3 separate regions of the Homo sapiens genome follow, and all the other regions are linked to region 3. A link is a contact called in ENCODE Hi-C or POLR2A ChIA-PET data. All regions are on one chromosome and are shown on one strand. Each heading gives the region's core, a stretch centred on a gene start or an enhancer-like site at or near the end of the contact. The rest is flanking DNA. Distances are from core to core; before and after follow the strand shown. Region 1 holds the start of KIAA0319L (KIAA0319 like). Region 2 holds the start of ZMYM6 (zinc finger MYM-type containing 6). Region 3 overlaps ZMYM4 (zinc finger MYM-type containing 4).

The links. A loop is a pair of places that touch in the nucleus more often than their neighbours do. ChIA-PET counts read pairs that join two places held with the same protein, here RNA polymerase II (POLR2A). Pooled maps may share reads with other maps.
Region 1: a loop to region 3 is called in a pooled map, with 2.2 times the contacts of the local background. The contact joins the promoter of KIAA0319L here to the enhancer-like site in region 3. A Hi-C loop is called at or near these places in 1 of 168 maps with a recorded cell type or tissue (endothelial cell of umbilical vein) and 8 of 50 pooled maps.
Region 2: a loop to region 3 is called in a map of heart left ventricle, with 2.8 times the contacts of the local background. The contact joins the promoter of ZMYM6 here to the enhancer-like site in region 3. A Hi-C loop is called at or near these places in 2 of 168 maps with a recorded cell type or tissue (heart left ventricle and naive thymus-derived CD4-positive, alpha-beta T cell), 5 of 37 single-sample maps with no recorded cell type and 14 of 50 pooled maps. POLR2A ChIA-PET finds 5 or more read pairs at or near these places in 4 of 52 experiments (A549, K562, PC-9 and 1 more).

What each region holds. Positions count from the first base shown.
Region 1 is chr1:35,556,101-35,558,800 of GRCh38, forward strand. It overlaps KIAA0319L (KIAA0319 like), which reads right to left and starts at 1,303. Exons shown (of 21, transcript NM_024874.5): 1 at 1,107-1,303. It overlaps NCDN (neurochondrin), which reads left to right and starts at 1,699. Exons shown (of 7, transcript NM_014284.3): 1 at 1,699-2,123. The coding sequence starts at 2,091. RefSeq lists enhancers at 733-1,460, 1,461-2,187, 1,477-1,536 and silencers at 997-1,096, 1,107-1,246, 2,318-2,527.
Region 2 is chr1:35,030,450-35,033,256 of GRCh38, forward strand. ZMYM6 (zinc finger MYM-type containing 6) reads right to left here and starts at 1,496. Exons shown (of 16, transcript NM_007167.4): 1 at 1,366-1,496; 2 at 98-264. The coding sequence starts at 190. It overlaps LOC124903990 (a long non-coding RNA gene), which reads left to right and starts at 2,271. Exons shown (of 2, transcript XR_007065739.1): 1 at 2,271-2,708. RefSeq lists enhancers at 798-1,324, 1,325-1,849, 1,506-1,685 and a silencer at 1,216-1,335.
Region 3 is chr1:35,297,287-35,300,166 of GRCh38, forward strand. All of the region lies in intron 1 of ZMYM4 (zinc finger MYM-type containing 4), which reads left to right. Among named protein-coding and RNA genes, the nearest start is that of ZMYM4, 30 kb to the left of the region's middle. Within about 2 kb of position 1,370, at least 2 of the 41 ENCODE cell types and tissues checked have a DNase peak (open chromatin) inside an H3K27ac peak, as active enhancers do.

The DNA of each region.
Region 1 (2,700 bases), core at 53-2,552, 260 kb after region 3:
AACAACCCAGGGAGAGAACACACACCCCCACAATACTTGACAAATGAAAATCTAGAGAAGCTCACAATAGTTCTGGCATTTAGGGCGTTACAAGTACACCCAAAATAAAAGCACTCTCTGTTGCAGCAGCTGTTCAGACAGAGCAGGGGGTAATGTTTACTTAATACTTCAGGTTGATGGGGGATGTATCACAGTTCAGTCTGTCAACTACATACGTGGAACTCCATTTATGTACACAGCGATAAGATATGTTTGAACAACGATGGAGCACGTCTGAAACAATCTATTCAGTTGGTATGAGTAATCGAGAATAAAGCTCTTTTTTAAAAAGTCTCAGATATTTGGGAAAGTTACAGAACAGACTGCCATGAATAGCTTTGCTTATATTTGCAGACACTGTTTTCCAAATAGCTGGAAAAATGAACAGATTGTTCTGGGAGGTCGTCTTTCCAATTTGTTCCTAGTTTTCAGTCTGTTAATCACAGGAGAGAGCACAAGGAGAGTCAGCTAATGCTCTTCACTAACTGCAACTACTGTCAGTTGGACACAACCACTATGAGACCAGAAGCCAAAGAGTTCCTGGAATCCCGCCAGAGGTTATCAATTTTGACTTCCTTCATTTCACCTTTGTGCTCACTGCAGCCACTACAGGACCCTCTGTGGGGCATAATTTTCAAAATCGTGGATGAGGCAGGTTTCACATTATAATGGACACATCGTGCTCAACCCCATCCCCTCTTCATTCTGCACCAACTTTCTATCTCGGTGGAGAGACCAAACATCAGAGACAGCAACTAAAGACTAGGCTGCAGAGGTCGAAGGTGGAAGAAGGACGGCAGCGCCCCGAACCCCGGCTGTCTGCCTGGCTCTCAGGGGATGGAGGGAGCTGCATGACTAGGCCCAGGCCCGAGAGAAGCGGGGTTCAGCCTGGGACCCAAGCTGCGCACCTGCAAGGACAGAAGCAGCTGGCTGCCCTGGCCGAGCCAGGGGCGCCACCTCCGGACCCAACATCCGGCCAGCGCAGCCGCTGACATCGCCCGTCCCGCTTGCCCCTCCCCTGAGCCCATGGTCCTCGGCCTGGCAGCCAGCCGCCCCCGGCCACCTACCGGGGCTCAGGGCCACATAGCGGGGCCCCGGCTCTCGGCGGCCTCCGCCTCCTCCTGGTCCATGGGCTCGGGGACCCCCAACCTTCGCTCCCCTCACCCGGAGGAGGAGGAGGAAGAGGAAGAAGGTAGTGCGGGCTCCCCACCCGGACAGCTACCTCTCGCCTCAGCCTCCCTGGACAGCGACGGCGGCCGGAAACACCGCCTCCTCCCACCTCCCCGGGACCGACCCGGAAACACACTCTCCATGCTAACCAAGCCCTCCCGCCCCTCCCCCGGGAAGGGCAATGCCGGCCGCGAGACCAAGGGGGAGGAGGGGCAGTGCTGGGCGGGTAAAACTACGCACAAGCGAAGGAATCTGGGCCCCCAGCCTCTCGCCGCCCGCTCTCCAGAGGCAGTCTGCACCTTGCCTCCTTCGCTCGAGCCCCAGCCCCCAGACTCGGGCAATACCCACAAGCAAGATGGCGGCAACGGCGGCACCCCCTACTGCTTAGCACCCTGACTTGCCATTGGCCAGAGCCCGGAGTGAAGCAGCCGCGGATTCGTCAAGAGCGGTGCGGGGGTGGGGGTGGAGCTGCAGCAGCCTGGAGCCAGGAGTGGGCAACGCGGCGTGAGCAGCGGCCCGAGGCTCCCGGAGCATCGCGCTGGGAGAAGACTTCGCCGCTCGGGGCCGCAGCCTGGTGAGCTCAGCCCCCTTCGGGCCCTCCCCTGCATCCCAGCCGGGGCCTCTCCGAGCCGGCGCTGATCGATGCCGACACACCCCGGGGACCCTATCGCGACTCCATCGCGCCATATCGCGACACCATCGTGCCCTGTCGAGACTCCATTTTGTCACAGCCCTTTTCAATATATATCTTTTTTTTTTTTAATTTGCCCTGTCATCTTTGGGGGCTGTCTCCCATGTCGTGATTTTGACGTGATCTCTCCGTGACATCACCGCGCCATCGTGAAGTGTGATCTCATCGCCGCCCTGTCGTGACTTCATCAATGTCGTGTTGTGACCTGGCTGCGGCGGGACAGGTGGTGACCGCCAGGAACCCTCCTCCCCTTCTCATCTCCCCATCTCAGCAGCCCTGCTTCGATTATCCGGCTTTTGGATTCTCCGTTGTCCTGGGAACTATCCGGGACCCCCTCTTGCTTCTCCAGCCCCTGCCGGCATCCACAGGCTGGTAGCGGGACGGGGAGGGCGAGAAGAGGGAGCGCAAGGGGTTAATTCTGCTGCTGCCGCCGCCGCTGCTGCTGCTGCTGCAGCCTCTACCCGAGGGAGGGAAAGGAGAGGAGGCAAGGAGCCTGCGGGGGCGACTGAGAGCCCTGGCTGGAGGGGTGGGGTCCCCAAAGGGGCCTCCAAGCCTTCCCTGTTGAGCGTCTTGTATTCTCACTTCTGAAGCGTATCTCTGCCTCTGAAGAAGGGAGGGGAAAGGAAGCCTGGGGTGTCCTTTTCTCCCATGTCAGCCTGAGTCCGGATAATCGAACTTCACCCATGTATGTCTCCATTTCTCCCTGTCTGTCCTCACCACTCACTCCCTCTGTGTCCCTGTGGAGGGAGATAAAACCCAGCCTCCGGTGCCAGGGGGACAGCTGAGCAGTGGGGCCAGCT
Region 2 (2,807 bases), core at 246-2,745, 270 kb before region 3:
ACTTACAAACCAGAAGCCGTTTAACTAAAATTTTTCAGTTGACCAGATGGAAAAGAAGGAATTTTTTTAAATTTTTAAATGAAGATGAAATGCTTACTTGAGCATTGTCTGGTTCTTCTTTAATTTTGTCCAGAAGCTCCTGCTGTGGTACCACTGCTTTGCCACATTCACCATCCAAAGGTTCTTTCATTCTAATTTTTTACCTCAAAGAGTGTCTCAGGCTCAAACGAATAGATTTCTTCTTGGTAATGGATAGTTGGACACCTAAAATACATACTCAGGCTTATTCTTTTTTCTTCAGGCTTATCTATATGAAAGAAAAACTTTGTGTTGAGTGCATGAGGCTTCACGGCTCGGCATTTGAAAAACAACTCTTCTGGGGCCACAACTAACTTTTTTCTTTCTTCCTGCTTTCTGTTCCTTCAGTAGCTACATAAGAAAACAGTTTTGGGGCAACAGCTCCCACTTCTCTAATATCTTTAAAGACACACAACACACTCTGGTTTTTTCCTATGTTGAAGGTTATTGAAGGGAATTAGACCAGCAGACCAAGACGTGGGAGGAAGTAATAAACTCTGAGAAGAACGGACTCAAGAAATAGTTTCTGACCCCATAAGAATCAGTACTTAGAGGCCCACGTCGGCTTTTATTTCTCAAAGAGGGGCACAACAACCTCCCGGCCCTGACCTATAACTCAACCTTCACTGGAAGCCTCCCTAAGGGCCCCATTTCTCGGCCTAACGCTAGATGTGAGCTCAAGATGCCATCCATCGCAGGCGAACAACAGGAACGCCCTTACTGAAAGTGAGTCACCTGCCTCTTTCAAGGTCTCCGTGTGAGGGGTGGGGGGCATCAAGCCCCTCAGAGCCCCGCTTCACAATCGCCTTCCTGTAGAAAAGAAACTCAATTGGCCATTCAGTAAATTCCCTTCCCCTAAAAGTCAAAGAACTAAACGGGACGAATTAAACCTAAAACAAAAAGCTCTTCAAAGTTGTCTTTATCCGAATAGTCCGGGATGGAAACGGACAACTGGTTGAAAAGCCTGTTCCAAAGAAGAAATGAGAACTTTTGCGCACTCGCCACAAAATATCTACGGGCGCTCATCCCTCCTCTGAGAACCGCACGCTTTCCGAAATTCTCCTTCCCACCAAGAATTCCCACTCCCATCATTGAGGACTAACGAGGCAATGTGGTCTCCGACTGAGAGCGGTGGACTAGCCAGTGAATGTCAACGCGTCCCTAAGGCGATATCCGCAGCCGCCCCAGCCGCGTAGCCCACCTGGCACCGCCCCCGCCGCAACGCCTCGTCACGTGGTGTGGCCTCCGCCCCGCCGTCCCGCCCACTACCACTGCGGCCGCACCCACCTTCTGTCGCCTCCCTGCTACCGGAGGAGCACTGGAATAGGAACCAAGTCCTCTGCATCTAGACAGGGATTATTTTCTCTTCTGGAATTCCGCCTGATCCATCCCAACGCAACGACCGGCCAACCACGCCTGCGCAGCCTTGGTCTCCGCCCTCTTTTCCCGTCAGGCTCCGGACCTGAGCTGAGTAGAACTTCCCAGCATTCCTCTTTCCTCAATTATGGTTCACTTCTTAAAGAGACCGAGGCTCAATAGTGAAAAGGTGGAGATGGCGTTAGAAGGCGCTGTAAGTGCTCTATAGCATTCTTTTTTTTTTTTTTTTTTTTTTTTTTTTTTTTTTTTTTTTTTGGAGACAGAGTATCACTGTGTTGCCCAGGCTGGGGTGCAGTGGCACAATCTCGGCTAACTGCAACCTCCGCCTCCTGGGTTGAAGCGATTCTCCTGCCTCAGCCTCCCGAGTAGCTGGGCTTACAGGCACGTGCCACCACACCTAGCTAATCTGTAGCATCCTTTAGTGCCCATTTCCTGAAAGGTGGCCTACTGAGAGAGCATGATATTAAATAATACTTGGCTTGCTGAGCACTTCACATGCACCATCCCACTTAATCCTCACCATTTAACCCTAAGAGGTATAATTTTTTAATCTCTTGAGATATAAATGAAAAAACTTGCTCAAAATTGAGATTTGGTTTTTTTAATTCAACATTGTTTCACAGATACGTGTATGATTTGTGACTGTTCATTCATTTTGACTGCTGTATAGTATTCTATTTTATGAATATGATACAATTTTAATCATCTACTACTGATGGACATTTGAGTTGTTTCCAATTTGTGGCTATTAGGAATAATGCTTCTGTGAACATTCTTGTCATTGGTGATGTTAAAAGACAAAATTACAACAAATTTAATTTAAATATCTCAATTAGCTTTATTTGTGATTCTAGAATCTGGCAGCACTTCATTCCATAAAATAGAACAAGTGTTCCAATGAGCTGAGCAGAAGAGGTAGGTTTTATAGACAGAGAAGGGCTGGAGAAAGCAGAAGTAAAGAACAAAAAACAGATTGGTTCATTTCAAAGTAACTTTCCAAAAAATAAATAAATAAGTTAATTTCCTTGTAAAGCAGAACCAAGAAACAAAACAATAGAGAAATAACTGATTGGTTAACATCAGGTAACTTCAGTTTATCTTTTTTTGGTAACGATTAAAGCAGAAGAAATTTCATTATTATGCTAATTGAAACTGGCACTCAGGGGAAATTAGACTCTTATTATCTCTTTTTCCTGACTTTTCAGAACTTCAAATAACAACGTAGTTTCCATTTGATGACATGGAACCTCAGTGTGAGTGACTCCATTTTGATTTTTAGTCTGGTTCATTGAGACCTACTGCAGGAGCTTAGCCCGAAACAATGGCCTACAAGTTTTATTTAACAGTGATAC
Region 3 (2,880 bases), core at 120-2,619:
GATTTTCAGCAATATCAACCTGTGGTTATATAAGAATTAAGATTATTAATACAAAAATGAGCCAGGCATTTTGGCTTACACCTGAGGGTGAGATGGGAGGATGGTTTGAGCCTGGGAGGCAGAGGTTGCTGTGAGCTGAGGTTGCAGTGAGCCGAGGTCACGCCACTGCACTCCAGCCTGGGTGCTTGTCACAAAAAAAAAAAAAATGTATATATATTTTTAAGGTTATCTTGAAAGGTCTCTCTTTCTCTGACTGTGACTTGAGCTGACTTAACGGACCTGAACTTGTTATTTTCATCAGAAATGCAGAAGAGCACTTAGAGAATTCATCTCACATAACAGACTTTGTAGCCATCATTACTGCTTTACTAGTTAAGTGCAACAGCCATTTGGGTTCCCAAGGTACTTGCTTTAGTTGGCATTTCATCATCACCAACCACAGGTGATAGCCTGATTAACTGTGATGCCCCTGCATATGTGGGATTATTACCAAACTAGTTCCTGCTTGAGCCCTATACTCAAGCCTAAGGACACAACGAAAAGCAATTCTGAATCCCATTTTTGTGTGCCTGTCTCCTATGACCACTGCCACTACCAGTCCTGTATCAGAGGACAGAAACCACACAGTAATTTGAATATGGAAAGTTTAACATAAAGAATTATTTACCATTAATGGGGAATTAACTCTAAGGCTTAAAGAGAATGCTAAAGATACAGAATAACAGTAGAGGGAGCGGCCACTGCCTCTAGGTCTGAGGCAAAGTTAACAAGGATGGAATAAATCTGGATGATGGCCAGCCCACCAGCTTCAAGGCTGAGATTCAGATCTTGTTGGAGAAGGTGTGGTCCACTGGATGCTGGAAACATCTGAGGTGGGGCAGGCTTTTGCTGGCAATTAAAAAATGCCCCCCTGGGGTGCCAATAAAAGTCAGTAGGATGGTGAGTCCCTCATCTCTACGAAAAATAAAAATATTAGCTGGACATACTGGTGTGCACCTATGGTCCCAGCTACTTGAGAGGCTGAGGTGGAAGGATTGCTTGAGGCCAGGAGATCAAGGCTGCAGTGCACTCACTGTGTTTGTACCACTGCACTCCAGCCTGGGCAACAGAGGATACTGTGTCTCAAAAAAAAGTCACTAGGAAGCCCCTTGCTGAATCTGGCTAAGAAGATAGGCTGGGACACTGGCAAAATTCTCTGGGAAGTCTGTCTCCCATAGGGGTGCTGCTGAAACTTGCAGGGTAGGTGCTTTCTGGAGTGCTGACAAAACTTGTCAGGAAACTACTCATGCGTGTGTGCCTGTGTCACTGAGACTTGCTGGGGAGTTGGTCTCTGGGAGGGCCATTTGGAGTCCTGCACAACACCTCCACTGGAGCAAGCCGGCTAGAGAACAGTGTTAACAGGAAGAGAAGCCCCTTCCTTCTAGAGTATTCCTCCAGTGCCATCTACTGACAAAGGTTAACATTGTGCCAGCTGGCAAAGGAGAAAGTTTTGCAGGGTCCATCTCCATTATGTAAAGCAGGGCAGAGAAGAGTGGGTTTGGAGTTGAGAGGCAATCCATTTGTAACTGGTGAGAACCCACATAGTTACATTGCCATACTCTTTACTTAGGGTAGATGCTTGTTTTCATATGGTGTCATTTTCCTTCTGCTGAGGGACTTTCCTTTAATACCTCTTGTAGACTGGTCTGGTAGTGATGAATTCTCTGTTTCTGAACAAGTATTTATTTTGCCTTCAGTTTTGAAAGTTTTTTTTTTTTTTTTTTAAGAAACAGAGTCTTGCCATGTGGCCCAGGCTGAACTCAAATTCTTGAGCTCAGGTGATCCTCCTGCCCCAGTCTCTTGAGTAGCTGGGATTACAGGTATGCACCACCACACCTGGTGTAGTTTTGAGAGATATTTTTGCAGGATTTTGAATTCTAGATTGACATTTTCCTTTACTTTCAGTACTTTAAAGATGTTGCTCCTATACCTTCTGGATTGCATTGTTACCAATGGAAGGTGTTCAGGTTCTTGGCGTCTTGAACAAAGAATTGGACAAAACACACAAACAAAGCGGGAAAAGAATGAAGCAAAAAAAAAGCAGAGATTATTGACAATGAAAGTAAACTTCACAGTGTGGGAGCTGGTTGGAGCATAGGGGCTCAAGGGTGCCATTACAGAATTTTCTGGGGTTTAAATCCTCTTTAGAGGTTTCCCATTGGTTACTTGGTGTACACCCTTTGTAAATGAAGTAGTGGCCCCCAATGAGAGGCTGAAGTTAAGTTACAAAAGTTATACCCTATGCAAACCTCTGGTTGTGGAAAGCAACCAATCAAAGGCTAAAGTGAAGTTACAAAGTTATACTTCTGTGCAAACAAAGACTTAGCCAGGAATCAGTCTGAATAGTTGCCTGGTAAGTTGCAGAAAGCAACCAATCAAAGGCTAAAGTGAAGTTACAAAGTTACACTCTTATGCAAACATCTGATTGGTTGCAGAAAGCAACCAACAGAGATTCTTTCTTTCTTTCTTTTCTTTTTTTTTTTTTATGAGACAGAGTCTTGCTCTGTTGCCCAGGCTGGAGTGCAATGGTGCCATCTCGGCTCACTGCAAGCTCCGTGCCCTGGGTTCATGCCATTCTCCTGCCGCAGCCTACAGAGTAGCTGGGACTACAGGCGCCTGCCACCACGCCTGGCTATTTTTCTTGTATTTTTAGTAGAGACGGGTTTTCACAGTGTTCGCCAGGATGGTCTCGATCTCCTGACCTCGTGATCCGCCCACCTTGGCCTCCCAAAGTGCTGGGATTACAGGCATGAGCCACTATGCCCGGCAACAGAGATTCTTTCAATTTTCCATCTGCCACATAGAAAAAGAGTGGGGTTTGCAAAGGGAGTAGCCTCCAGC